7 separate regions of the Homo sapiens genome follow, and all the other regions are linked to region 4. The links are chromatin loops, found by intact Hi-C in ENCODE. Cell type or tissue: mammary epithelial cell. All regions are shown on one strand.

Evidence for each region. Hi-C counts contacts between places; a loop is a spot of excess contacts. Peaks named below come from ENCODE experiments on the same cell type or tissue, not always from the same donor. Only the 100,000 strongest peaks of a DNase experiment are listed, where the experiment ranks them.
Region 1: a loop joins it to region 4, with 4 times the contacts of the local background. A loop is called at or near these places in 13 of 110 quality-filtered maps.
Region 2: a loop joins it to region 4, with 21 times the contacts of the local background. A loop is called at or near these places in 13 of 110 quality-filtered maps.
Region 3: a loop joins it to region 4, with 8 times the contacts of the local background. A loop is called at or near these places in 14 of 110 quality-filtered maps.
Region 5: a loop joins it to region 4, with 9 times the contacts of the local background. A loop is called at or near these places in 10 of 110 quality-filtered maps.
Region 6: it touches region 4 in a loop (14-fold over the local background); 16 of 110 quality-filtered maps call a loop at or near these places.
Region 7: a loop joins it to region 4, with 6 times the contacts of the local background. A loop is called at or near these places in 2 of 110 quality-filtered maps.

Annotation. Positions count from the first base shown.
Region 1 is chr7:31,632,458-31,636,457 of GRCh38, forward strand. All of the region lies in intron 10 of ITPRID1 (ITPR interacting domain containing 1), which reads left to right. It also overlaps a transcript of PDE1C not described here. Among named protein-coding and RNA genes, the nearest start is that of PPP1R17, 53 kb to the right of the region's middle. In mammary epithelial cell, a CTCF peak has its summit at 1,649 (motif pointing left); no DNase peak of the experiment used is centred here.
Region 2 is chr7:31,441,914-31,445,913 of GRCh38, forward strand. No RefSeq gene overlaps it. Among named protein-coding and RNA genes, the nearest start is that of ITPRID1, 70 kb to the right of the region's middle. In mammary epithelial cell, a CTCF peak has its summit at 1,650 (motif pointing right); no DNase peak of the experiment used is centred here.
Region 3 is chr7:31,780,256-31,784,255 of GRCh38, forward strand. All of the region lies in intron 16 of PDE1C (phosphodiesterase 1C), which reads right to left. Among named protein-coding and RNA genes, the nearest start is that of PPP1R17, 95 kb to the left of the region's middle. RefSeq lists a silencer at 2,367-2,416. In mammary epithelial cell, a CTCF peak has its summit at 2,338 (motif pointing right); a DNase peak (open chromatin) is centred at 2,406.
Region 4 is chr7:32,202,957-32,206,956 of GRCh38, forward strand. It overlaps a transcript of PDE1C not described here. Among named protein-coding and RNA genes, the nearest start is that of PDE1C, 130 kb to the left of the region's middle. RefSeq lists an enhancer at 2,185-3,384. In mammary epithelial cell, a CTCF peak has its summit at 1,645; a DNase peak (open chromatin) is centred at 1,575; H3K4me3 peaks cover 455 bases.
Region 5 is chr7:32,060,129-32,064,128 of GRCh38, forward strand. The region is part of intron 1 of PDE1C (phosphodiesterase 1C); the gene reads right to left. Among named protein-coding and RNA genes, the nearest start is that of PDE1C, 8.3 kb to the right of the region's middle. In mammary epithelial cell, a CTCF peak has its summit at 2,212 (motif pointing left); a DNase peak (open chromatin) is centred at 2,223; H3K27ac peaks cover 5 bases.
Region 6 is chr7:31,646,940-31,650,939 of GRCh38, forward strand. The region is part of intron 12 of ITPRID1 (ITPR interacting domain containing 1); the gene reads left to right. It also overlaps a transcript of PDE1C not described here. Among named protein-coding and RNA genes, the nearest start is that of PPP1R17, 38 kb to the right of the region's middle. In mammary epithelial cell, a CTCF peak has its summit at 1,563 (motif pointing right); no DNase peak of the experiment used is centred here; H3K27ac peaks cover 288 bases.
Region 7 is chr7:31,371,358-31,375,357 of GRCh38, forward strand. No RefSeq gene overlaps it. Among named protein-coding and RNA genes, the nearest start is that of NEUROD6, 33 kb to the left of the region's middle. RefSeq lists an enhancer at 214-833. In mammary epithelial cell, a CTCF peak has its summit at 2,182; no DNase peak of the experiment used is centred here.

The DNA.
Region 1 (4,000 bases), 570 kb before region 4:
AAATAAAAATAAAAATTATCCATGACAGGATGGAACCATGGTCCCAAACAAGCTAGATCAAATTTCACAAGGATATAAACTAAACCATTCACTTAGGTTTCTAAACATTTATTTATTGATTTCAAAATAGAGACTGATATCAGTGTAACCCAACACTGGGAACACAACTTCTGACTAAACTAACACAACCTTAGGCTGTGTGTATGGAAGTGAAATCTAGCAGCAGGAAAAGAGCAGTCCTCCTCGTTTCCATGTTGGTCAGACCGTCATCCCTACTACTGAAGCCCAGCTGGGTGACAGGTTTTACAGCAAGCATTAAGTAAGAGCCTATTCAAAAGTACAAGACACAAACAGCCTGAAAAGCCTGCCCTGTGAGAGCTGATTTAAAGGGTCTGGGGAGATTTTTATTTTTATTTATTTATTTATTCATTCATTTATTTATTTATTTGAGACAGAGTCTCACTCTGTCGCCAGGCTGGAGTGCTGTGGCGCGATCTTGGCTCACTGCAACCTCCGACTCCCTGGTTCAAGTGATTCTCCTGCCTCAGCCTCCCGAGTAACTGGGATTACAGGTGGGCACCATCATGCCCAGCTAATTTTTGTATTTTTAGTAAAGACAGGGTTTCACCATGTTGGCCAGGCTGGTCTCTATCTCCTGACCTCGTGATCTGCCTGCCTCAGCCTCCCAAAGTGCTGGGATTACAGGCGTGAGCTACCGCGACCGGCCAGGTCTGGGGAGATTTACGCTGAGGAGAAAGGCCTGGAGAGTCCAAGCGAGCTGTCTTTGGGAAAGGAGTTCGACACATTCTGCACTACTCCAAGGAGCAGAGCTATGACCGACAAATGTAAAATGCTAAGGTAGAGGTGGCCAATACAAAGACGAATTTCCTAAAACGTATGATGCTCTCTGACCAGATAGGAGTCATTGCTTGTCACCAAAAGTGAGTAAGCACTAGCTAAATGACCATCTATAAGGAGTGTTCTGGAAGGGAGGTGGCACCATCCTGTCTTCCAACCTGGGGAACATAGAGAGGTTTTGTTTGTTCTACAAAACATTGAAAATTAATTTTGTAAAATGCCTTAGAAGGAACAACTGCTCTCTGGTCTGAACAATTCACACTACCGCCCATTGTCCTGAAGTCTAGCTGTTTCACATATTTATGCCACCTGCCCAGCTCTTAAAGGCATTGGCATTTGCCTAATCTCTAATGTCCATTCCAACTCTAGGCTAACTTGCTTGGTGACTCAGCTTCACCACAGAGCTGTCACAGAATTTTGTACCATTGGAGGACAGAAGAGATAGGAACTTGACCATAAAATAGTTAAAGTAGAATTGATTGATGAAGACAGTTAACTTCAAACAGTCTGAGGTTGAAACATTTCTCTTGCTCTACACAACTTTATCACACTTGACACCCCATCACCTCTGCTTTTTCTCCCTCTTCCCATGTAACTTTCAATTTTATAGCTTCTGTGAACTCAGACTATTTTAAACAGGAACTTTCCACCTAGAATTCAGAAGCTTTTATTACCAGACCAGCCCAGCCCAGAAAAGCAGGTTGACTTTTCTTACTAATTTTAGCCATTCCAAAGGTCCTTTGGCAGGGACCAGGTTCTTCCACTCTGTGGTTGGTGTAATGCTGCCATCTGGTGATTATTCCCACAAAGTGCCTGAGGCGTCTGTCTCCTCCTAGGCAGAAATGTTTCCCAACTTACAAGTCAGTAGAGTAGTCCTGCCCCAAGCAGGGTCCCCCTAATTGGGAGGGTAAAATTCATCTCCATGAAGACACTTGTGTGCTGAAAATGGTAATTTCTAATTAATATTAGTATTAACCATGATTATTATTAATGATACGAAGATTGAGTTATAACAGATAATATTAATAATGATGTCCTGCAGCAAAAATTTACATATAACATTATGTAGCCTATATATTATTAGAAATATATTACTGGATATTATCCTTATTGCAACCCCACAAGTAACATAGTATTACCATATTCATTACTTTCCCTATGAGGGGACAGACTCAGAGAGAGTAAGAGGCAAGCTCCAGATCACACAGCCTCTAAGTAGGAGAGTCAGAATCAGACTCCAGTAGAGCAGGCTTCAAATTTTCTAGATGGTTCAGCATGGAGCCTAACTAGATTTCAATAGCATCCAGTGTACAGAAGTGGACCCCCTTAAGCTATGGGATAGGCAGGATGGGGGAACCAGCAGTCTAAGGAGGCATGAAAAAAATTGTGCAGGGCTTGGTGGTGGTGAAGGATTCCATTTACACAACTGGTTTGGAACAGGATTCAGCTGGCAATAGAATGCTTAGGTGATAAGATCTAGCTGGAGGAAAAGGACTGGTAGGTGCCAGGTGGGAAGTCAAGGCCCCACTGGAGCAGAGTAAGGAAGAACTGTGGCTCCTTCGGCATATTGAGTGCCTAGGGAAAATGCCACTGAGGGCAATGAGACGTCTCAAGTTCCCCTAGTCTTGGCTTAGCTAGCTGAAGGAACTGGGTGGGGTGGGATTGGCCAGGCGTGCTGGTACCACTGCCATTACTCTTGCCAGATGCCATATTGCCTTCCCTAAAGGCAATGTATTACATATTAGGTGTGATATGTTATATTACATATTAGGTGTGAGGGTGTGGGAGTGATAAATGATGTACATTTGTATTTGTCTGTTTGTTTAATAATCCATCATGGCCATTCTGAGCTAGGTGATTTCTCATCCTTTGTCTCATTTAATTTCTATGACTCTAAGGGAATATTTAGAATTTGGAAATCCTACATCTAGATGTGCATAGTCTGGTTGTTGAGAAGGTACTCTATAAAGAGAAAGGATTTTTAGCCTCTTGAAGAAACTAAACCATCAGTAACCTGGCCCACATTTTGCTTGGTGAATCTCTCAAAACGATTGACATGCAGGCATTTCACTTCTAAAACAAACACAAGATAAATAAGCCTCTACACCTGAGAGAACTATGCCCAATTCCACCATTTGATCTCATCATTCAAGTGAGGTTCCCAATGTCTGATTTTTTATTGCTTGAGTTTCAAACATTGGTTTGTTTTTTGTGCTTTACACAAGTACAGTTAATGAAAGGCAACAGTTATATCACAAGTATACCTCTTTTGGAGGAAATTACTCTTTCTACCTTTTAGGGACCCTTTGTAGTTGTTTATTTTCATTTGGACCAGTGTATTAGGCCGTTCTCATGCTGCTATGAAGAAATACCCAAGACTGGGTAATTTATGAAGAAAAGAGGTTTAAATGAGAACACATGGACACAGGGAGGGGAACACCACACATTGGGGCTTGTAAGGGGAGGGCGGGGGTCAGAGGAGAGGAACAGGAAAAATAGCTAATGCATGCCAGGCTTAATACCTAGGTGATTGGCCGATAGGTGCAGCAAACCACCATGGCACAAGTTTACCTATGTAATAAACCTGCACATCCTGCACACATACCCTGGAACTTAAAATAATTTTTTTTAAAAAAAGAAAAGAGGTTTAATTGACCCACAGTTCTGTGTGGCTGGGGAGGCCTCAGGAAACTTACAATCACGGCAGAAGGCACTTTTTCACAGGGCAGCAGGAGAGAGAATGAGAGCTAGCAGGGGAAATGCCAGATGCTTATAAAACCATCAGATCTCATGAGAACTCACTCACTGTCACAAGAATAGCATGGGGGTGGCAAACCGCCCCCATAATTCAATTACCTCCCACCAGGTCCCTCCCATGACATGTGGGGATTATGGGAACTACAATTCAAGATGAAATTTGGGTGGGGACACAGCTATGCCATATCAACCAGACTGGTATAAACTAGCCAGCACATGGACAAATGGGCTCTAACATATCACTCTGTGCTAGTGTTCTAACGTATAATTTCATCCATTCATTGTAAGAGGGTTAATAGCAAACATTGCATATGAAGCTTATATTCAAGAATAGTAACTGCTTCGAGATTGTTTGAAAAGTTGAAATAATAATAATGATGTATGG
Region 2 (4,000 bases), 760 kb before region 4:
ATGCACCCTGATATTTTCTTCTATTATATTTCATTTTTTAAAAACTCCCAATGTGACCCACTAAGTTGATTTTATGATCTCCCAGTGGGTCACGGCCCATAAATGAAAATACACTAGTACAGCTGTCTTCATTTAGAGGAAAGAGAGTAGTGGTATTAGGAACAATTTGAAAAGAAGCATTCCTTCCTGTCTAAGTTCCAGTGAGATCAGGACTATCCTCAGTGTAGACACCCAAGTGGCCTGTGTACAAGAGCCCACAGATAATGCAGTGATTCCACTCTGCTGGCTCCCGGAGGAATGTCTAGAGACACGTTGTATGGAGGAGAAGAAATAAGGAGGAGCAGAAGCATCAGCATTTGCCACTTCCATGTGGATGACATCAGTAATTTGGTCCAAGGGCAAACTTTCGTGTTTGCACAATAATCATCACAAAGAAGTTTTTTTTATCGTAGGACAAAAAGTTAAAGTGAAAATATTTAGTACATTTTCTCTCAAATGGGCTTTGTATGAATAAGGTTTTGAGAGGATCCAAGAACAGACCAGATTGATCACCTTAGCAAGAACGATGGGCAGAGAGGGAAAGAAACAGAGAGGAGGCCAGAAGGACCAACATGAGAGAGCAGAGAGGAGACGGAGGGACAGGGGAAGTTTGAGAATGAAAGGAGACTGGAAACCCTGCTATGCAGTTAAGATGGTTTTTATTTAAAGTGTGGTATAATCCCTTCCTTGACATCCTACCCATCTCTAAGAAAACCTTCAGAAAAGGGCTATATTCCCCTTTAAAGCTTTTGTAGATATGTGTGTGTGTGTTGGGGGTGGGATGATGTGAGGATGGGTATTTTGTGTATGATAAAATAAGCCTTACAGTCATAGTCAAAAGGCCAATTTAATTCCGATTGCATAAGTAAAGTAAAATCATAGTTGTAACTAGTAAATTGACTCTGCTGATTGAGCAATTGAGAGGAACACCCAATAATAAAGAATGAGTGAGTTACAAGTGGGTTTCAAAGACGTTATCTGTAGATTTGATTTACGCTCCTAAGTATTTGCACACAAGACTGCAGATGTTTCCCTATAAACATTTTCTTAGCAAGGTCAAAGAGGGCCCGGTGAACAATGTAGTCTTTGTACACTTAAAATTTTAATATGGCTTTTTAAGTTTCTGAAGGCCATATCAACTTTGGTGTCTGAGATCTCTTAATGGACTACAGGGTCTAATCTCACAAAGGTCAAAAGCTTAAAGAGAAAATTGTGATTATTTTTATTTCCACAAAATGGAAAGAAACCCATAGAATACTCATAGAACAAGAGATCCTCCTCCTTCTTAAAGTCAAGTTCTCAGATGCTCTCAATTGATTAAAAAGCTTTAGAATAAGAAACGAGGCTAAAACAACATTTAAATGAGACTTTTGGGGGACAATCTAGTGTCACACACGAAGTTGAATGAACCTGTATTTCCCTAAAAGGAATGCTGGGCATACTCAGAGTGCTAAGATTATTGAGAACCGTCGCATTATTGAAGTTTAAGTTATCAGGAGAAAGCTATTTATTGGGCTTTCCTTGAACCCTAGAGCTTGATGAGATCTCTAATCCCTCTCAGCAGATAAAAGCCGTGAAGGATGAAGTAATGTGTGATATCCACTAGGGGGCAGTAAAAGCTGCAAGTGTTCCCAAGGCAGGCTCTTTAGAATAAGGTTTTAGGAGTCATGATGAGGAAGTAAGAAAAGATCCCTAAGATCCCCAAAGACAACAGATGAGCTCTCACCATGCTCCTGGTGTCACAGTGCTCTGAATGGATGTGAGAGGTAATGGGTTTGTAGCCTTCTCTGAGAATGCCTAGATAAGAACACACAGGCTCATTTCCTTCTTTTGACCTGTTGCAGAAATAAGCCAAACAGAATGTGCATACAAGCTCAGAAAATTAGTACCTGAAGTAATTTGTGCTAGCAGCTAAGGATGACAGACAATAGGCCAATCAGAACTTAGGTAGAATAGAAAATTGCAACCAACCCTCTGAGCATTATCTTTCTTCTATCTACTGATAATCATTGGGAATTATATTTCTCTTACCTTAAATATCATAATCTTCCTGATCTTCAAATGAATTGTTTTTGCAGCAGCACCAAGCTCTGTGTATAGAGATAAAGGCTAAATCTCTGACACTTTGGTCTTCTGCCTCTAAACCATCCTACTGCTTTCAAGAGTTCAGCTCTCTTCTCTGTCCCATTTCCAGTCTCAGTTTCATCATCGTAAAATGCAGGACTTGACTTTATGTTTTCTTTGATTTTCAAGTCTCCATCCCTGTCATCTTCCAGTGCTGTTCTGGGGTCACCTCCCATCAGTCCCCACAGGCAGTTCTTCCCAACTCTGCATTCAGTGACTTCAGGTTGGCAGCATAAAATCAGCCATGGTGGAAGCATTTACGCCGCAGAATTGGCAAATGATATAAACCAGGGTGCTTTCCTTCCTGGAGAGCCAGTTGTTAAACATTTATCAGCATACCAGTAAACCTCTCTCCATTCAAGTTCTAACTTTCAGCCTGATAGACATAACTATTTGAATGTATCATGACCATCTCAAACTGTACTGGCAAAAGGTAAAACCTGAGTCTCACATTTGTTTCCTTTTCCTTCTCTACCCTCTGTCTCTTTTGAGAAAGAAATGACACATTTTTCTTTTTATTTTTTTGAGATGAAGTCTTGCTCTGATGTCCAGGCTGGAGTGCAATGGTGCGATCTCGGCACACTGCAACCTCTGCCTCCTGGGTTTGAGCGATTCTCATACCTCACCCTCCCGAGTAGCTGGGATTACAGGCACGCGCCACCACACTGGGCTAATTTTTGTATTATTAGTAGAGACGAGTTTCACCATGTTGCCCAGGCTGGTCTTAAACTCCTGACCTCAGATGATCCACCCGCCTTGGCTTCCCAAAGTGCTGGGGTTACAGGTGTGAGTCACCGTGCCTGGCCAGAAATGGTGCATTTTTCAGTCAGCTAAGCATATAATCTTGGTATCAGCTTTGGTTTACATTTCTCTACCTACTGAGGCTATGCACAGTCGTAAAGATTGTTCCTTTGAAGTCTCTCTTAAAGTCACCCTTTTTTTCTCATTTCCCTTGCCAACATTTATCATGTCACACCTGAATTTATTTAAGAAACTTCTAGGTTTTTTTTTTTTTTTTTACTTCTGTCCCCTCCAATCCTATAAGTGGCAACAAAACTTTTCTTCAATCATGTCTTCACCCCAATAAAAAAACTCTCATGGCTCTGCCTCTCTGATAATATTTCATGTCTAACACCCTCTGCCTGGTTTATAAAATTCCCTCCAACCTGGCACCATGTCAGCCATCTCACAATTTTTCTTGCTCTGTCCCATCCCTCTGCCGCAATGACTCTTCCTGTCATCTCACATAAGCCTCATTTCCCAAGCTGTTCTCTCAAGGACTCGGGACACCACTGTCTGCAGCTGTAGGAGAGAAATAAAGGCCGTGACAGCTACCGATGCATCATATTAACCTCCCAGGCTTAATCCTGCGATAGGGCTGCTCTGAGTCCGCTCATGGACCCCATGAACTTTCCTCCTTTTCCATCCAGCTAAGCTCCACGTCTAGGCACTGCCTTCTTGTTTTGACTCCTTTGGGGATGCTAACCTGATTCTGACCTGTTTCAGTGATTTTGGTGGCCCCACTGAGAAGAGAATCCTAGAGGACGCTGGTCCTAGGCTGTGTGTATACTTTGTTTATATTCTAGTAACTCAACAGGCTGAACATTTTGGGCCCTATATCTTGTGCATAGAGAGAGCAGACATACTTATTTACTCCTGTTGCCCCTTCTCGTTTCTTCATTAATTTATTCAAATAAAGTTTGATAAACACATACTATGTGTCAGGCACTTGGACGGGCAAAACAGATGCAAAGCGGAAGAGGCCTGATCTCAGATTTCTGGAACAAGGGCTGAGAAATTATGACATGTGAGCCAAATCCAGCCCACTGTCTGTTTT
Region 3 (4,000 bases), 420 kb before region 4:
GTCGGGAGGGAAGCCTTACTTTCTTCTGAAACAACTGGTGTGCTCATCCTCACGGATGTGAATCTTGTAAATGGTTTATTTCCATTTAAACTTAAGATTCCAGAAAGCTTAGACCCAGTTTATGGCATAATGCTAGGAATCAGGGGAGGCCGATTTAGACTGCACGTCTGCTTATTAACATTTGCCCTGGTTTGTTCCATCTATGCTAGCTCTACTTTGTGACTCTGGTTTTATTCCATTTACTTAATCATTAAAAAAGCAATGTATTAAATTTGCATGATTTTAGAATTCTCAAATATCTGATAAATGAGGTAAAATAAAAGCAAATGAACAAACAACTATGTCAATGCTGCTATTGCTAAATTTCATTTTCCTCATCTATGAAATTGAGAAAACATCAATGTCAGGACAATAATTGCGAGCATCAAGTAAGAGTACACACATGACAGTGCTTAGCAAACTGTGTCATACAACACAGTTTTTATTATTTGTTTTAGAAAGGTGTGTGTATGTGCATGTGCGCATGCGTGTGTGTGCACGTGTGCATTTGTGTGTGTGTGTGTGTGTGTGTGTGTGTGTGTGTGTGTGTCTAAGTAGGTAATCTGTCATCTTTGGGAAATAAACACTTTAAGGTCAGGAATTACATTTCCCTTGACTCACAGCATGTGGCCATTTAAGGAGTAAACAACCCAATCCGTCAGCTAGGGGCAGAGATGTCACCACTGCAGCTTATGTGACTTGAGGTATCCTTTGACAAATGAATAGCTTTCAGATATTTCAAATTAATGTCCTTGTTTGGTTCAACTAGAGGGCAATGAATCCAATTCATCAAGAGTGTGGAGAAGAGGACAGTGATAGAAGTGACAACTAAGGCTACCCGCCTCAGGGTGAACGCACACCTAAGACTCGGGACTTCACAAAGTTAGTGCTAAAGCACAGTGATTTGCAGCTTAACCTCAAACAAATAATTTCCCTTCTGCAAAATGGGGTTAGCCTGGCCAAGCCTATGCCTGCTGGAGAAAGGGTGATTTAAGAGCTCTTGAGACCAAACATCATCATTATTAATGGTCTGGCAATAGCAATGTTATTATAGTACAACCAGATCCCACAGGGCAGAGGAGGATGCTGAAAAGCTGAGGTATGAAAGTTTCTGTCAACTTATTGGCCATTTTCAATTTCTCTGTTTTAGCATATTGTAAATGACTGCCTTTCTGATACCCACAGACCTCTGATCATTATTGCTGAGCATATCTGCCAACATCTTCTTTGTGTTCCATTTGGGCTGGGGCACAGGGCAACAAGCCATTGCCTGAAGCCTCAGAACAAATCATCGTTTTTGCCCCTTTACAGCTTTGAAGAGAGAGCATCAGTAAAAGTCCAAGTTCTGCTTCAGGCTGTGGGAACACTGAAAGAGTCTGGAGGTCTTCAACGCCCCACCCCCCACCCCCCACACACTGCCCTAAGAGTTATCAACCAAGAGTATATAAATTAGAGCTGCATATTCAGAGTATTTAATGCTTTTTTCCTGCACAATACAACCACCATCAATACTAGGTTTAGTTTCGTGTGATTTGAATATGTCTGTTCATCACAAAGAAGAATGATTAAAAGCAAGAGCTATTCAGAGATACAACACCACAAGCTATTTAAATGTGGCTTTCAAAATATTTGAATGTGCTTTGAACTTGAATTGGACATATGAATGAGGAGTTAAAAAAAGTGTTAACAACCTGTGACCCAGTAATTGTATATCTGGAAATTTGTCCAGTGGAGATATTCAGAAATGTGACAAAGCGTTATGTACAAAGAGCTCCATTGCTGCTATTTACAACTGCAAAAAATAAAATAAAAGCGTATAAGTTAATTGCCCAACAGCAGAGAGGTGGTTAAGTAAATTGCGCTAGAGCCACAGAATAAAATATTATGCTGCTATTGAAATTATATTAATGGAGAAGTTAAAAAAACACTCACAAGAAAATGCTTACAATCCAATGTTGTGTGAACAAACCATAATTCAAAATTAACTATACTATATGGCCTTAACTGTGTAAAAATGCATAGCGAAAGATCATAAGAAAATAAAGTATCTACAATGATTAATTGTTGGATGGGGTATTACAAGTGATTTTAAGTTTCCTATTATACTGTCGATACTTTCCAAATTGAGTAAATTCTATTTTTACTTTAAGAAAAAAATTAAAAATATGTTTCAGTGAATGGCAAGCATGGCTGCTTTGGAGAAACATCACAGTCGCCTTCATCAGAGCAATAATACCATGCGAAACGATACACCAGGAGGCCCTGATGAAGGGGTGGTATTTGTGTAATATTCAGTATCACCACTAGAGGGTTCTCTCTCTGAGGCCGGTTTGAAGGCATCAGGCTGGATGCCATAAAGGATGTAAACCACTTTTATCCCCACAAAGGGGAGTAATGAATGACTACACAGAGTCCCTGACTCATGATGGCCCAACTTAAATTTTTGGACTTCATGATGATGCACAAGCAATACACACTCAGAAGAAACCGTATATAACCTTTCTGTTTTTCACTTTCAGAACAGTATTCAATAAATTACATGAGCTATTCAACACTTTATTATAAAATAGGCTTTGTGTTAGGCGATTTTGCCCAACTCTGGGATAATGTGTTCTGAGCATGCTTAAGGCAGGATAGCCTAAGCTATGATTCAAACACAGCTGGTAGGTTAGGCATATTAAATGCATTTTCGACTTACAGTTTTTTCAACCTACAATGAGTTTATTGGGACGTGACCCCATGGTAAGTCAAGGAACATCTGCATTCCCTAGTCAGACTCCTTATGTTCATGGCTTGAGCAGGAAAATATTGCCAAATATACCCCTTTCAAGAGTAGGAGAAAGAAAAAGTTTGCAATTCAGAAAGCTAGCATCACAGGGCTGTAAAACCATATCATTGTACCCTGAAGAAAATTAAACATATGGAATCCAGCTTAATTCCATGAATGCTGAGATTTCTTATGCCTCTGATAAGCTTCTGATAACCCATTTACTTCATCCCTCACAGTCAAAAAAGGTGAAATGAAACGTGATATAGTCATACTCTGTGTATGTCTTTCAGCATGCAGGCAAAGGCACTTGGTGCCTGGGTATTATGAGACGTTTAAGGGAATACAAAAGAGACAGATGGTTGACTGAGTTTGGACAGCTCTATATCTGAGACAGAACATGGACAACAATGGGAAACATTCAAAGAAAGAAAAAAAAGTCTTTTCATTTTTCCAATTCCAATTAAGAGGTTAACTCATTGTTTTTATTTGGTAATCAGAAGAACATACAAGTACTTATGCATTACTAGATGCTGGGGGAAAATTATACATTGAAGGACTGTCAGGCTCATCTGTGCAATAAAGATTTACAATAAACACATCATTAATTTTTCTGAGAACAGCTCAGTATACTCTGTTTTACATGAATCCTTATGATTTAATCTTGTATTTGGAGATATGATGCTATGGCATTTGGATAACATTGGTTAAGCAGCATCTTAGAGAACAGAACACTCTTCCTCAGAATGGATGGCCATTCTTTTACCCTGTGATGTACAAATGCAAATTACAACCTGCATTTTATCTGCCAGAAGTGTATTTCACATCATGGAAGTACATTCTATCACAACCATGAAATCAAAACAAGTCCATTATTACCATCTTCCCTTTTGGAAGAGCATTCTCAGAATACATCCAGAAATACCTTCCTTATTCCTCCAAAGAATTGTTTATTCAGCTAGTCATTGGTTGAGGTTTGGGTTTTGGTTCTGCTTGCCTCTCTCTTTTGAGTCTTGCTAAATGTTCTTGATAGTAATCCAGATATTTCTCACAAATCCAGCTGAACAGCAGCAACATCTAAAGCTGAGGAGATGAGTTGAGTTTTCCATTCATATATGGCCAGTGCCCTCATCAGGAAAGAGCCTACAGACTCAAGGTGAGTAGGGTGTCTTTAGGATGCTATGTATTTAATGC
Region 4 (4,000 bases):
AGAAACTTTATACCCATGGAGCAACAACTTCCTGTTTGCTCCTCCCCACACCCAGCTCCTAGCAAACACCATCCAATTCTGCATTTCTATTAGTTTGACTATTTTGCTTGCCATAGCACCCTACATGTACGTGATCTCATCTGTCCTGGATCCCTTATATGGTTCTGTCTCAAACGTAGTACATGCCCCCGAGAACACTGAAAGCCCAGCCACCAGCCACACAGTCCCCCACTCATGGCATTTCTCAGTCGTTCCTCCCACATATTTCTTCTTCTTCTTTTTGTCTTCATCCATCCCCAGTTCAAGCTCCCTTCTTTTGTCACCAACCCTCCTAGCCATAACAACTGATCTAGTAAAGTTCCCTGGCTGAACTCTAGCACTGTCTCGGACATGATTTTGAGTTCCCTCTGGGGCTCCATACATGGCATCACCATGTCATAGGTGCTGCCTCCCTCTATTTCAACCAACCCCAGCGATCACCCCACTGCACATCTCTGCCTTCCATTTCCCATCTCTGCAGAGGGAAGGTGATCATTCACCCAGCACAAAAATACGAAGGGCCGCCCCTTGCTTCACTCCCCCATCCACCCTAAGTACTCCAGCTCTTTCACAGGAAAATCTATTTCCAAAAATACCTGGATTCTTAATTAATCTCTATTTTCTTATTGCTTTTGATACCGCTATAGTAGTCCCCCATTATCCGAGGGGGTACGTTCCAACAACTGCCTGAAACCAGGGATGGTGCCTAACATGATTGCTGTTAATCAGAACACGATTCTGCTCATGTCTACCCTCCGCAAATTTAATAACACTTCCATCTTAACTAAGCACTTATCCTGTCCTGTGGCCATAACTTTTGCAGCTTTAGTGCAACAACAAAACTAGCACGAATTTCTGTTTCCTTCTTTACAGTTTCACAGATAGAAAATTCGCTCTCCCTGTGGATCTCAGCAACCTTGGCATACAGTTTTTTTCTTTATTAAGTCAAGAACTTTCACCTTTTCACTTAAAGAAAGCACTTGCTGGCTTCTCTGTGGTGTATCCAAATTGCCAGCATCAGTACTCTTGCACTTTTTACTAAGTGCACTTAGAAATTGCACTTAGGCAATTACTAAATAAAATAAGGGTGATTTGAACACAAGCACTGCAATCTGATAAACGAGAGGGCCCCTAAGTCACTAACGTGTAGGTAGCATCTACACATGGATCCACTGGACAAAGGGAGGATTAACATCGTGGGTGGGGCAGAGTGAGATTTCATCTCGCTATTCAGAGCAGCACTCAAATCAAAACTTGTGAATTGTTTATTCCTGGAATTTTCCATTTCATATCTTCAGACCGCTATTAGCCACAAGTAACAAAACTGGGAAAGTGAAACCGCAGATAAGGGAGGACTTTTGTATTTTCTTGTCCACGATTGCTCATCTTGGGGGAGAAATTAGTCCTCCCTCAGGAAAGCAACCAGAACTCCAGCATACAGCTGCCCAGCCACAAGAGCTCTGTGGGCACTGTCTCCCTCGCTCGGGCTCCTCCAATGCCCTGGACTCCTGACAGAAGCTCTGTCCAATGCACTGAATGCAGCGTCTTTTACGTCCTCTAGAGGAGAGGGATGCCACCAAAATCTGGGCTTTTTCTGCCACACTGTGGCCACGTCTGAACACTACATGTGGCCACGTCTGAACACTACATGTGGCCTTCATTCCCTTACATGTGGTATTTGGAGTTTTTTCCAATGAAGATTAGAAGTTACCTTTTTTACCTATTATCCCCATTCAGACCCTCAAGCCTCAGCTAATGCTCACTTTCTCCAGGAGGACTCCCTTGAATTCACCTCCACACCAGGCTGGCTGAAGCGTCCCCGTTCTGACTCTCCCAGCTCCTCCTACCAATTGCTAGCATTTCCTTCCACATGCTGTATTGTAGTAGTCACTTCTGTCTCCCTAATTAGACTGCAAACCCTTTGAAGACAAACCAACTCATCTGTGTTATCTCCATGGCTCACAGAAGAACAGAAAAGTCTTCAATAAGTATATATGAAATTAAAGAAAAAAGGGAAGAAGAGAGGGGAGGAAGGCTGAAAACTCAAGGTAATAACAACCAGCCACACTTATTGAGCGCTTGTGGTATACAGTCCCTGTGCTTCATATAATGAATTCCAGGTTATCAGGGCCAATATCCACCTCTGCTGCCCCAGCTTCATCCAGCAATTAAAGGGTCCATGTCTGTCCTGTCAGGGGTCTCCTGGACTCTAGTCCTTCACATAGTCCATGACCAGCATCTGTTCTGATGTTCAGTGACCACGTCACATGTTTTCAAGTATTTTAACATTCACCCTTGCATGTGATCATCCACAACAACTTGGAAATAAGCTCTAGCATTGAGGTGAATCTGGCTGGGCTTCTGGGTTGGGTGAGGACTTGGAGAACCTTTCTATCTAGCTAAAGGATTGTAAATGCACCAATCAGTGCTCTGTGTCTGGCTAAAGGTTTGTAAATGCACCAATCAGCACTCTGTAAAAACGGACCAATCAGCACTCTGTAAAATGGACCAATCAGCACTCTGTAAAACGGACCAATCAGCACTCTGTAAAATGGACCAATCAGCAGGATGTGGGTGGAGCCAAAAAAGAGAATAAAAGCAGGCCAACCCCCCAGCCAACCCGTTTGGGTCTGCTTGTGCCCTGCAGAAGCTTTGTTCCTTCCCCCTTTGCAATGAATTTTCCTGCTGCTGGCTTTTTAGGTCTGCACTACCTTTATGAGCTGTAACACTCATTCTGCAGTTTCACTCCTGAAGCCAGCGAGACCATGAAGCAACCCCAAGGAAAACAACTCCAGACATGCCACCTTTAAGAGCTGTAACAGTCATTGCCAAGGTCTGCAGCTTCACCCCTGGAGTCATTAAGATCGTGAACCCATCAGAATGAAGAAACTCCGGACACATCTGAAAATCTTAAGGAACAAACTATGGACACACCATCTGTAAGAACTGTAACACTCACCAGGTGGGTCCATGTTTTCATTTTTGAAGTCAGCGAGACCAAGAACCCACCAGAAGAAACCGATTCTAGACGCAGTACTGTTCTAGGATCAAGGTGTGGAAAATGTGTTTTTAGAGGGGTAAGGTTACCTGCTCAACGCGGCACAGAATTCATAATTCTGGACACAGAATTCAAACCCCGGCTTGACCCCCAGAGCTTACATGGTGGCTGCTGGGGACTCTCCCACTAGCATGTAGGAGACCTTTGAGGATATATTCTGGGGGGATTTGGGGATTGTGTATGCTGATAATGGGACGGCTCACTGATTAGGATGCAGAGGAGCAGGGGGAAAGGAGCAGAAAGGGGCCAGTTTATGCAGTCTTCAATCAGCGTTTTTCTCTAGGTCAGGTGCAGTCAACCAGACACGGCCCATGGGCTCAAGGAGCTGACTGTCTAATAGAGACCGACAGTTGCATAAAACAGACATGTCTAGAGAGGAGGGTTTTTAGGGCCTGGCACTGGAGGGCAGCTTCACCAGCATCCCAGAGAGCAGGACTAGAAAGGGACCCCACAGCCAGCTGACTTCATCCCAGAAGTCCCCAATGTCAGGAGCCACAGTGGGTTCCAGGAGCTCCTCACCAAGTTGAGGCCTGGACCTGAGCAGGGGAGATCAGCTGTTCCCCACACTGCCCTTGTGGCTACGATGCGGTACCCACATGGGGTACTTTCCATGCGGCACCCATGTGAGGTGCCCACCATGCAGTACCCACATGAGGTATTCTTCTAGCTCACCCTGCCCACTGCAGAGCATGGCAGTGCCCACACCCGGTGGCTCTCGCCCCAGGACAGCTGGCCTTGTGATAGATGCCATTCTCAAACCATCTGCTGGTTGGAAGCTGGTGTGCCTGCATTCACACAGCGCACTCAAGTCAAGGTCAGTCTCAACTCTTCACTGTCCTGGACACTGTCATTCTCCCAGCATTTGTGAGGGGAAGAGATCCTCTCTGCTTCCTTTGAGTTCCC
Region 5 (4,000 bases), 140 kb before region 4:
GTAGGGTTTTTTCTAATTGAATTATTCACAGAGCTGTTTCAATTCTCTACTTTGTTTTTCCCCTTGTAGATTTAGCCAGAACAAAAACTGTAATCTTCTGCTGAATTTCACTTCAATGTCAGTCTAATTTTTCTAAGTCTTGCCTACCCACTCCTGCAGTGTTCCTTCCCTCTCCCCACTCTGTGCCCTTCCTCCCAACTCTTATCAAAACTGACTCCTGGCAGAAAGCAGCTGCTGGTCATTTACAATTCCAGGTGAATTTGAATCAGTGCCATGGCTCCTTGGGAGCATGAGTCCTTCCTATTTCATCCAAAATCCTATCTTGTAGTAGCATCATCTATGTAAGCCTCCCTAAACACACGCTCTATAAATCTCAACAATTTAAATATGGCAAAATGAGCCCATTGTCCAAAATACAGGGAAAAAAAGCGCCAACTAGCAGATGCATTTCTTGGGACCATTTTGAGCTCTTCTGTCAACTGAAATCAGATGAGCATTGGAAGCAAATTTTCCTGAGCTATAGTAGTTACCTTCACTGAAACTATGCCAAATCTCCCAGAAATTGGTGCTTTGAACGATTCTTTCATTTTTTTTTTAACAATGACTAATTTCAGTCAGTGATTTTATAGTCAGAATGGCAGTTCTGAAACAACATTTATGAGGCTTGATTTATGATAATTAATCCTTCTATTTCACTAATGAGCTAGGAAAGGCCTTATTTATGAAAGTGTTTAAATTCCTCACAGTTAGCAGACACGGTTTCCAGTGACACCCACATGGAATGGTATACTAAATGCAATAAACTTTTGTGGGTCATCCTTAGACAAAAGTCAGAGAGACAAATGAAAACAAGTGGCAGGATGTCAGTCGGAATTTGAACTACTCCTAAAACATCTGGAAGGAGCTTTCAAAGATTAATCTTTCACTTCCATATTTACTAGATGTATCTCTAGAGTGTAGGAAAAGTCTTGGTTATTTAAGCATTTTCTTTGGTTGGAATCTGGATAAACAACAGTTTAATGGTCTTTGGATATCCAATTGTGACTTTCAGACAAAATGCTCCATGCACTCTCATACTGATTGTCTAAATTATTGCTCTTCTGGTGGCCTTAAGGGAAAGGAAAGCTGTATTTTGGCAGAATATTGAATACCGGGTCCTTGCAATGGGTCCTTGGATTTGGGTAGAAATAGAAGGAAGGCCTTAAAGAGCAGAGAAAGGGCATGAATGGGCAGAGGTGGTACAGTGAGTGAGCGCTGTGGCCAGAACTGTGGACTGCTCCAGGAGACAAGGCCCAGCCATATCCATGGAGGCACCTCTGGAGCAGGCACAGGAGGCCAAGCCCCCTCAATGGAGCCTAAACTGCAGAAAGGCCTCTTGCCAGAGCCAGAGAGCCTCCACGCAGCCAAGCTTCACTTGGCCCTTCTGCAGTGGGCTAGGCTCCAGGCTTCAGGTCTCAGCCCCATGGCATGTGCCCTCTACCTCCCAGAAGGTCCGTGATGAGGGCTCATCCCATTTGGCTCCCTGGGTCATGGCCTCTTTCTGCCCTTGGAATACTGGGAATGACCATACTGGTTTCTGTCTCTGTTCCAAACCTATGTTTTGATGGGCATGATACCAAGTAGTCAATATAAGTTTCAAGTAAAGTTATGATTATTAGCTGGCCTAAGTAAATGCCAATATTTTGAACAAGTAAATGCCAATGAGAAAATATACATAAATTTTTGGTCTTCTGAAACCTTCCTTCAGACTATTTAGGGGTCACACTAAACTGTATTCTCTACTTACAAAATTTATAGATATATTAATTTGGCATCATTCAGATATACACAGAATTTTCCTGCTTACTTTGCTGGGCTGTAGATTATATCTCCAGACCTGTTTAATCTCCAGACTCACTTATCCAACTGCTCTTGCCTTCCCCATATCTCCCCTCATAGTCAGTATGTCCCACACTGAACTCATCCCATACTGAACTCTCTATCCCCCATTCATTCTGTTCCCACTCACGACAAGACCTGCAAACATGTTCCTCCCTTAGTGATCCTAATCTAAGAAAAAAGAACCTGGGGATTCAAGCCAAAACCCTGCGAGTTGACCTTAATTCCACTTTCTTCCTCATCCCCCATATCCAAGTCCTGTTGGATCTACCTCCTAAAAAGTTCTCACATCCATGCCTACTGATAATGGCTTCCCCTTGCTGAGGCCCCCTGGTGGATGAAGTCGGACCTGGCTCCTCTCCAGCTGTGTCTGGAGCCTTCGCCTCCTTCCAGTCTGCGCTGCAGCCACTTGGCCTTCTTTCATTTTCTCAGAGGGGCCATGCTCCTTCTTGTCTTTAGATCTTTACAGGTATAAACATCCCAGGCCTTAAATGCCTAGAATACGCTTCCCTAACTCTACTTAACTACAATTTACATAATCTTCATGTCTCAGCATGCGTCTCTTTTCCTCAGAGAAGCCTTCTCTGAATCCCGGACCAGGTTTGGGTCCTCTCTTCTATGTTTTCACAGCTCCCTGTGCTGGACTTCTTGCAGCACTCGTCACAGCAGGTAGTAATTTATGGAAGTATTGTTTAATATATTCCTCTACTGTAGGCTGAACATCCCCCGAGGGAGGGAGCCTTTGTCTTGTTTCCCACTAATTCCCTGGTGCTTAGCACAGCACCAGGCACATAGTAAGTGCCACAGAAATATTTGGTAAGTGAATGAATGACTGAATTTTCTGCATACAGATGTGTATTCCTTCAACTATATGAACAAAACTCATTACCTAAAATGATCAATTTTTATATCTTCTGGATGGAATGATTCTCTTTAGTTTTTTCATAATCTCACAAGCTAGGAACATCTAGCTTTGTCTTACGGTCATTAAGACTCATTTATTTTGTTTAATAACAGCTGTCAAGAGGACTCTGTATAAACAGTACAATAAAAGCCTGAAGAATACCAACACTTTACACGAATTCAGTATACTTCCTCCAGAAATAGAGTGTTGCATTTGTTGTAGAATTCATTTTTATTGCTAGTGGGAAACTCCGATGATGGTCATTCTCAAAGCTGTCCCAGTCTATTGTAATGTGCCTTATATTTGTTAAGTTGGTGCAAAAGTAATGCGGTTTTTGCCGCTAAAACTAACAGCAAAAACTGCAATTACTTTTGCATTAACCTAATAACAATTATTTCTTTTAGTTGTTTCTCAAAAATCCAGGAGATAGGTCCTATAAACACTTTTCTTCCATGTGGGGAAATGGAAACCAAGGAAAGTAGTCTTCCATGAGCCAAAGAAAATTAAAGATTGAAAACTAGAGATGGTAATGCAGAAACCTCTCTGCTGAGGGCTGCTTCCCAACTGACAGAGGAATGCTGTAAAGCTCAGTCAAGATATTAAGCACTTTGCTGCTAAATATTGAGTTGTAATTAACTAATACACTAGCATAACCAAATTACAATAATCAAGTGATGATGTACTAGTAAGCTGCATGAGTATTCAAGTAAAGAAAATTTCACTGTAAATGTGAGAATCTACTTCTTTTGATATTCACATTTTTCCCCTTTAATATACATTAAGAATGTATTTCAGAGAGATTTAACTTGATCTTTATTAAGAAAAGAAAGACTCGAAAACAATCCTTCAAACACAAATGTCTCCCTTCTCTGAATCCTAGCATGTAGCGTCCACATCACTTAGTCAGCAATTAATTATTGCCCTCTTTTTTGTTGTTGATTTTTAACCTTTTCACATGTATAAGACGTATCTTGTTTCCCTCAATATATTCTAAGTTTCCTGATGGTAAGGATTTTCTTCTGATATTTTCGTATCCCTTCTGAAGCTCCTAGCACCTAGTACATAATGGAAACCCAATAAAAATATGCTGAACGATCTGGCAATTCCAATTGAATGGGAGAGTAAAAGGACCAGTTAATACATTAAATATGTAATCTGGGGGAAACAAACAACAATTTTTTAAAGTATTCTCCTGGAATTGCTTTTCTGGTAAGATTC
Region 6 (4,000 bases), 560 kb before region 4:
TATAAGGTTTTACCAGATGACAATGAATTTCCCTTTATTAACATCCAAAGAAATAGAAAAAAATACACTCAAAGAAAACAATTCAAACATACACACATATACGTGTGCATATTTATACTCCTATGCAGGCATACATATGCACACAGGCGCATGTGCTGGAAAGCAAGTGGAAATAAGAGATTGCATTCCTCCATGACAGGAGACCGCTTAAAGACATTTAAAGCACAAAGAGAACAAGTTAGTGCATGCAGCAACATCTACTAAGAGTGAGCCTGGGTTTGTAAGGCCTGAAAACTGTTCTGAAGAAAATTGGCTTTAAATTAGATGCCAAGTGCTAGACAGGGCTAGAAAAAATATTTACGAAAATATTAACAGGACATAGCTCTTGGACCAAGTGAAGATTATAAGCAGAGATGGACATCTCTTAGAAGATAATGGGAGGCCAGGCATGGTGGCTCACGCCTGTAATCCCAACACTTTGGGAGGCCAAGATGGGTGGATCACCTGAGGTTAGGGCTTCGAGAACAGCCTGGCCAACATGGCAAAACCCCGTCTCCATTAAAACTACAAAAAAAAAAAAAAAAATTAACTGGGTGTGGTGGTGTGTGCCTATAATCCCAGCTACTTGGAAGGCTGAGGCAAGAGAATCACTTGAACCTGGGAGGCGGAGACTGCAGTGAGGTGAGATCATGCCACTGCACTCCAGCCTGAGCAACAGAGAGAGTCTCCGTCTCAAAAAAAAAAAAAAAAAAAAAAGAAGAGGAAGAAGAAGACGATGACGACAACGACGACGACAATGGGAGTTCTGAGCAGATGTTGAAACTAAGAGCAATTTTAGGTAAAGGACTTGAAGACTCAAAAACATCATTATCTTACCCCCCTAATATAGCAATATATAACACTGCAGATAAACATTTGACTAATTGATAAATGCCATTTTTGTGGCCTTTTTGGGTTGTCTAGGGTAATGATTTGTTGATATAATTAAATTTTCACATATAAGTGAGTTATTTGCAATAATTTGTTAATTCAAAAAAATGGTTTGTTGGTATAACTAAATTGTTATATATAGGTAAATTCTTCAGGATAATTTGTTAATTTTAAAAAGTGTTAATTCAAAAAAAATTCCAGAAAAGAAAATGAGATCTATCAGAAATAAGATTTCTGAATATTAGAAGTGCTTCCATATTGTTTATGATTTAGTTTTAGAGAAAAGTAAAAGTACACAAATAAGAAAAAGTAATATGAGCATATTCAAAGTGAAAATTCATTGTCTTTTGGTGATGGTGCTCTTACCATTGAAGTTAAAGTTTGTTTCAATGGGTTTGGGTCAGTAGAGCAGAACTTGCATTTGGTATTTGGGTTATAATCAAGCCTTTATATTGTAAGAAAAAGAAGAAGAAGAAAAAGAAGAAATGTTCAAAACACTCTATTTTTGAGGGTTTTTATTTATTTTTTTTCTCACCTACAGTTTTCTTTATTATGAAATCATTTCTATACTTATTCTAGGGCTAAAATGTGTTTTTCCATGTTTCCAAATAACCAGAAGATGGCAGCATTTCAGAATCTTCCACATCCCTCCACCATTCTCAGAGAGCAAACACTCCATCAGTTATTCCCAAACCAAAACACCCCAGTCTTATACCTTTCAATCACAAAAGGCTACCCCAAAATAACTACATGAGCATAAAATTCAATGTTTATGATGTTCAGCCTATTTGAGCACTACACTTCCATGATCCTGGCGTCACTGTCCCCAGAACTTTGAAGTGAATTTGAACCAGTTGGGAAGTCTTGGTTACCTGATGGGAAGCTACTAGAACCACTCAAACAGCTCGCTGCTAAGGGACAAGCAACTTATCCTTGTGTTCAGCTATACTGTGGTCCCTGCTGTGACTCAGATCTTAGAAGAAAAGAAATGAAACAAGAGATGGGTTCGAAATCTTACTGCCATTTTTTGACCACAGACAAGTTAACTAGCCATTCTATGTCAGAACACGTATCTATAACAGATGCCCTTCATGGTCTACAAGATCTTTTCTGGTCTTAAGAGCCATAATCTAGCATTCCTGCCAACATCAGTATCACTTCAGAGATTCCCTAAGTGTTTCAAATTCACTCACATTGATGCAAGAGTAATTGCAAAATTGCAAAATTGATGCAAGAGCTTTACTATGCAAAATACGTTATTCAGTATAAAAGCGAGAGGATAGAATCAAAACCAAACTCCAAAACCAAAATATGGAGAGTTTTCAATATAAAAACATTACTCTTAGGAAAGTATTTCCATTATGACAATTCTGGTAAAAATAGCCATCCGGCTGCCAGGATGTTGGCCATGTAGTTTAGAGAGGAAGGGTAAGAAATCTCAGACTTCCTAGAAACAGGGCTAGAGGAGTCCACCTAGCTGTAAAGTTGGTCTCCATGGAAGGAGGAAGAAGAGAAGCTTCAAAACAGCCAGCCTGCAAGATCAGTTTCCTTTAAAGCACACCACAGAAGCCCCACAGCATGCTCTCTGTTCCCAGCTCACTGGCCATTGTCTCTACAAGGAATGCTGGGAAATGTAATTTTTTAGCTAGACACATGGATGCCTCTAAAGTATTCTTGTTAACAAGAATAAAGGAGAGAAAGATTGTGAGTAGTCAACTAGCAGCCTCTGCTACACTGATTTTGGGAAGGGGTCCAAGCCTGTGGGTCTGATAGAGATGGCTTTAGGGCCTAACAAGCATTAATATTACTCAAAGTCAAATGGTTAGTGGCCCTGGAGTTCTGGGTCATGGATTTCAAAGCATGATCCAACCCAGGATGCAAAACAAAGGGGATAGCTGGTAAGAACTCAGCAAGTCATCAGAGTGCCGGCAAATGGACTGGGCTTGGAGGTGCCAAAGGTAAATAGCTTTAGTTAAAGCCATGAAAACAGATTGTGTTCAGCAACTACTGACAGCAGGGGAAAGAGCTGAGCTCCACTCCAATTTGTGCAGAGGTGATTTGGGCATTCTAAAGAGAGAATAAGGGAGGGTGAAGAGTAGGGGCTCAGTAGAGTCAGAAAAGTGAAAAATCACAAAGAATTGGTCCATGTCAATGCCATTAGACCAACTGTGTTTGTGAGCCAGCAGTAACTGAAGTTAGGATTCTGCCCTCCTAGAGACCGGGGACAGAGGCCCAAACCTTCTAGATGATTACATTTCAAAGGAGTGGCTCTCAGGTCCTTGAGAGAGACACTTGTGAGTTGTAAGAAATACATATTTACAATTATAATCAACATTTAATAAATACTCTTAGAAAGGGCCTATGTCAGGTGTTGGCGAAAGCAAACAGTAAATTTTCCTGGCAGCCTTTAGATTTCTCAGTCAGGCTTTTTATTGGGGGATGGGGAGGTTAAGGTCATCCCAGGGACACAGCCTTGTGCTGCTGGGAGGCAGACTGGAGGGTGGTCAAGTCTGTTAGTGGAGAGTTCCAAAGTTCTCAGGAGCTGCAGGAATATATTTAAATGAGAAAACCAAGGCAAAGGCACAGCCTGAGAGAGAAAGTAAGAGTTAAACGATGACTACATCAGGAGCAATGGGAAGGATTAAAAGCGTAGACAAAGTTCAATTCTAGATTCCAACTCCTGGAGATGACAGGATGCCTAACCTTTGCCTGCCTTCCTCAGGGTGGGCTTGTTAGGTGGATGAAGCTGATCCTGCAGATTCCAACCTCCAGGACTGTGACTAAGCAGGACTAAGACTAATAAACATTATTCTAAGCAGATTTTCTTTAATCAAACACATACCAGCTGAACAGATGTGTTCAATGTTATTGATACTCAGAGTGAGGCAGTACCCAGCAACAAAGTTAAACAAGATTAAACAGACTCAATTTCTCACAAACCCTTACTCTGGCACTTCCCCTCCTCTCTTCTACCTACATCCTTGCATCCCTATGTCACCTAGGCCTCCAGACTGCCTTCCAGCCTCTGGGACACAATGATTGTCACCCAAAGGCCACCCAACAACAGCTG
Region 7 (4,000 bases), 830 kb before region 4:
ATAAAGAGCTATGAAAAATCCCAGCTTTGTTGCTCTACAGAACACAGAAATATCTGAATGAACAAATTCAGTAAGCCACCCTGATATGTTGTCTCTGCAACATGATCCATTCACCTATATATAGATATTTAGGTTTCTCATTTTCTTCTTGATGTTTGATATCATAAAAATATAGACAACATCCATGGATCCTGATGATCAAAAATGTTTTTCTCCAGGTCTTAAGATCGTTTAGTCAGAGGTGCATTTCAATGCAGTTGGTTCATTTCTGAGCCCTGGGACTCTCTTGTGTGTGTTTGTAGAAGGCATGGAATAACAGTTTGTTTTGCTCTCACCTTCACCTCTCTTCTTAAGGCGCAAGCTGAGCTTTATAGTTCAGAAGTTAAACACATTAGAATATTTATTTAAAGGCAATTGCACTTCCTGCTGTCTGGGTAGCTGGGCTCACCAGGCCACTAGACCCCCAAATGTGTATTTGCCTTCTGGTGGCCCAGCCTGCAGGGCCATTGTCTCCCTGTTGTTAGCAAATGGTTTCCTCCACAAGCCTTTTAACTCCACAAGTTTGCAACCATTAATTCTTAAGGGTTTTGACAAATCTCCCCAGTTAAATATTAAACAATAAATATGGCCCGGATGGTAACAGTGCATTGTGAAGTCTGTTTGAAGTGTCCTTTAAAATATTAAATTCAAATAAATGATTGAATCAGAACAAAGGCTATATCTTAAGACAAATTCAGCCAAGTCTCTTTAACCTTTGAGCTTTCAACATAGATTAGAAAGCCAGGGCAACGCATGCTTTCATAGCAAATTGAAATGGGATTTTTGAAACAGTTCCTGCAAATACAGGTAACCCATACCTAGGTTTGATCTGCCTTTGCCATTTTGGGGGAGAGATTTTGCTGCTCATTGTTTGATAAAAATGTGATTTTTTAAAAAGCCCTTATGTTCAAAGAAGCAAATCCTTGAAAACGCTAGCTTTGGGTGCTATGTTTATTCCTTGTCAATGTCTTCCATATGAAATCTGTTCTGCTTATAATATCTACCACAGTTGGAGCCTTGAAAAAAATCTGTTTCATATCTGCCCTTTGTACTTAGCTTATTTTGTTTTATGCTTCCCCCAAGTTATACGTCTGTAAGCTGTCTTTCTTCTAAGCAGGCGGTCCTAGAGGAGGAGGAATTGGGGGATTGCCCTGCATTTAGGGGAGCCTGGACTTCTAACACATGAATTATACCTTAGGTAGGAAGCAGGTAAAGGAGAAGAAGGTGGATTCACCAGCTGGGAAAAAAGATGAGTAAAGCCAAATTCTGCCTCCTTCTCACTCCTACACCCTGTGCGGCTGGTCCAGCACCCGTTGGCTCTTCTCTTGGGTTTGTGCTCTGCCACAGCGTCCCCATCTGTTCCATCTGTTTCCTCGACACTGCACAACCTCCGGTAGCTCTTGATCCAGCCTGCCCAGAACAATGACTCCACATACCCAAGCTTCTTAGAAGAGAGTGTGACACAGTTGGCTACAGGGCATGCACGATAAAGAGACCCTGTTATAATAAACACGGGTTGCTCATTAGGAGCATATGGTTGACATCGTGGGGGCTGAAAGGTGTGAGCATGTCGAAGACAAAGACACCCATCAAACATCTCTTGAATGAATGCTTGTGGGCTGCAAAGGTTTCTGAAAGGAGCAGAGTTTCTGCAAATGCACTGCACTCTGGGAGGCCTGTGGGTTTCTGTGCCCACCCTGGTGGGAGGATGCCCCAACACAAGGCAGTTTGGTCCTCAGCTAATGCCCTATTGTCTGAACGCTGTTTTGATGTAGACCTGTTCCCTGCCCCTTGCTGATGCTCCATCAGGTAGACAGGGATCTCCCTCACTTCAGGAATTGACAAAGCAATTGTCTGATGCCGGAGAGGCTAGACATTGTCCAAACCAGCAAAGGGAGCTTTGACATCCAGAGAGAGAGCCTCCCTGAAAACCTAGGAATAAGATGCTCTTCTTTCCTCTACAAGAAAGAGAAATATCATCTGATGGGACAGCCCCCATGGTTTCAGCACCACCCGGGAGGGAGCCTAATTAGGAGCCTGTTGCTGACTTGCAAGGCTAGACTTCTCCCAGAATCGGGGTCAGGCTGGTCAAAGGCACTATCTGCAGTTCCTGCATGTCCATTCTGTTCATGCCACTAGGGGTCCTCATTGGTTTGTTCAGGACAGAGCAAAAGGCAGCTTTTGAGATAGAAACCACCAGAAAGAGGCCTTCAATTTGACTTCTTTGTGGGTCTCAGGCTGTGTGGTCTTGGACAAGTTACTCAGAACCCCTGGGCCTCAGTGTCCTCATTTCTACAATGGGAAGAAGAAGGGGCTGAGAACTTACTTTCATGGAGGACCTACTAGGTGCCAGACATAGCTTTTGTTTTAATAGAGGTTCCTCCAGAAACAAAGCCCGAGACAAGGACGTGATACAGTGGTTTCTTTGGAAATTGTGGATCCCAGTTGAGGGTGACACAGAATAAGGAGAAGCTGACCTTCGGGTATGTCACGGAGGGGCTGCTGAGCACGGCAGAGGCTCGAGCCCAGGGAGACCTCCTCAGCAGGGTAGAGTGCCTCCGGGAGGCTGGGCCATTTGTCTGCCAGCTCCTGTCCCATATGGAGTAAGGGCTGCCTCTGAGGATGATGCATTTTACCACAGAGTGGAGAAGTCCCCAGAACAGAAAGTGGAGACACATGGTACACACTTAAGGTGGGTGAATCTGAAACCAGACAAGCTGTCACTGAAAACAGATGTGAGTCGAAGGGCTGTGATGCAAGCACCGGGGCCACCATGCTCAATGATACATGTATAGATATACATAGCCTGCCAATGCATTGGACACAGACGAGGCAAGGCTACTGTCTTCCTCCCAGAGTTGAGAGGAGCATATGAAGGAAAGTGCTGATGGTGACTGATACAGGGTAGATTTTGACTAATAGAACTCAGCATCTTGCTGGGGCAGGGAGAGTGTAGCTACTCAGACATTTCCACTGCCACAGAACCCCTCCCTCCACCGGGGCCACTGTGTGTGAGGAGAAGGAGCAATGTGAGGAAGAAAGGGGCCCTTACCAAGGAATCATTTGGGAGTGATTCAGCAAACCTTCTGTCTGCTAAGAATGAAGGTCGTTTTAGAATTTCTCTGTGCTTACCTGTGTAGGTGCAGGATCCTAGATATTTTTGAGATGATTAATTAAATCCAACAGGGAGATAACTTTCAGCAGCACATCAAACAGCCACAGAATGTGTGGCTAGCATTACATTTATGTGTGTGTAAAATCTTTTTAATATAATTATTACTGCATTCCCAAAAGACATACTTTTCCCAACTAGAAGAAAGACAGAAAGAAAGGAAGGAGGGAATCAAGGAAAGAAGGAAGAAAGGGAAAGAAGAAAAAGAGAGAGAAAAAAGAAGGAAGGAAGGAAGGAAGGAAGGAAGGAAGAAATCTGTATTAAATGGAGAGGAACTTGTGAACATAGATCAAAGCACAACTGGCCTCACATCCCCTCCAGTGGAAAATGTCGTGAGCCTAACAGGAGAGCAAAGTTTTGAGGTGGTGGCCAGGGTGCAGACATAGCCTCATTATAATGAAGAATTACCAATGTAATTATTAGCACCTGACTTTACCTAGAAGCACACATCTGCATTTCTACTTAGGATCATTCATACCTCAAATTATCTGAGATGAATTGCATCAAATTCCTAGTGAGATTTTCCAGAGAATTTACCAAAATTAGGTCATCATTTACCATCTCCTGTCTTGCTTACTTCCCTTTGGTGCTTGCCACCAGCAAAAGGTATTTTGAGTAAAAATAGTTACACTCTCTAGGCCAAAAGGTGCCCCCCATTTACCTCTGTACCCACAGACACTATCTTGGCTCAACCTCCTCTCAGCTTTCATCTATGTTTCTGTGACCTTCTCTGTACCTAGTGATCCTGCCTCTCTGCTTCCAGTCTTTTCCCTGCTCCAGTCCAAACTC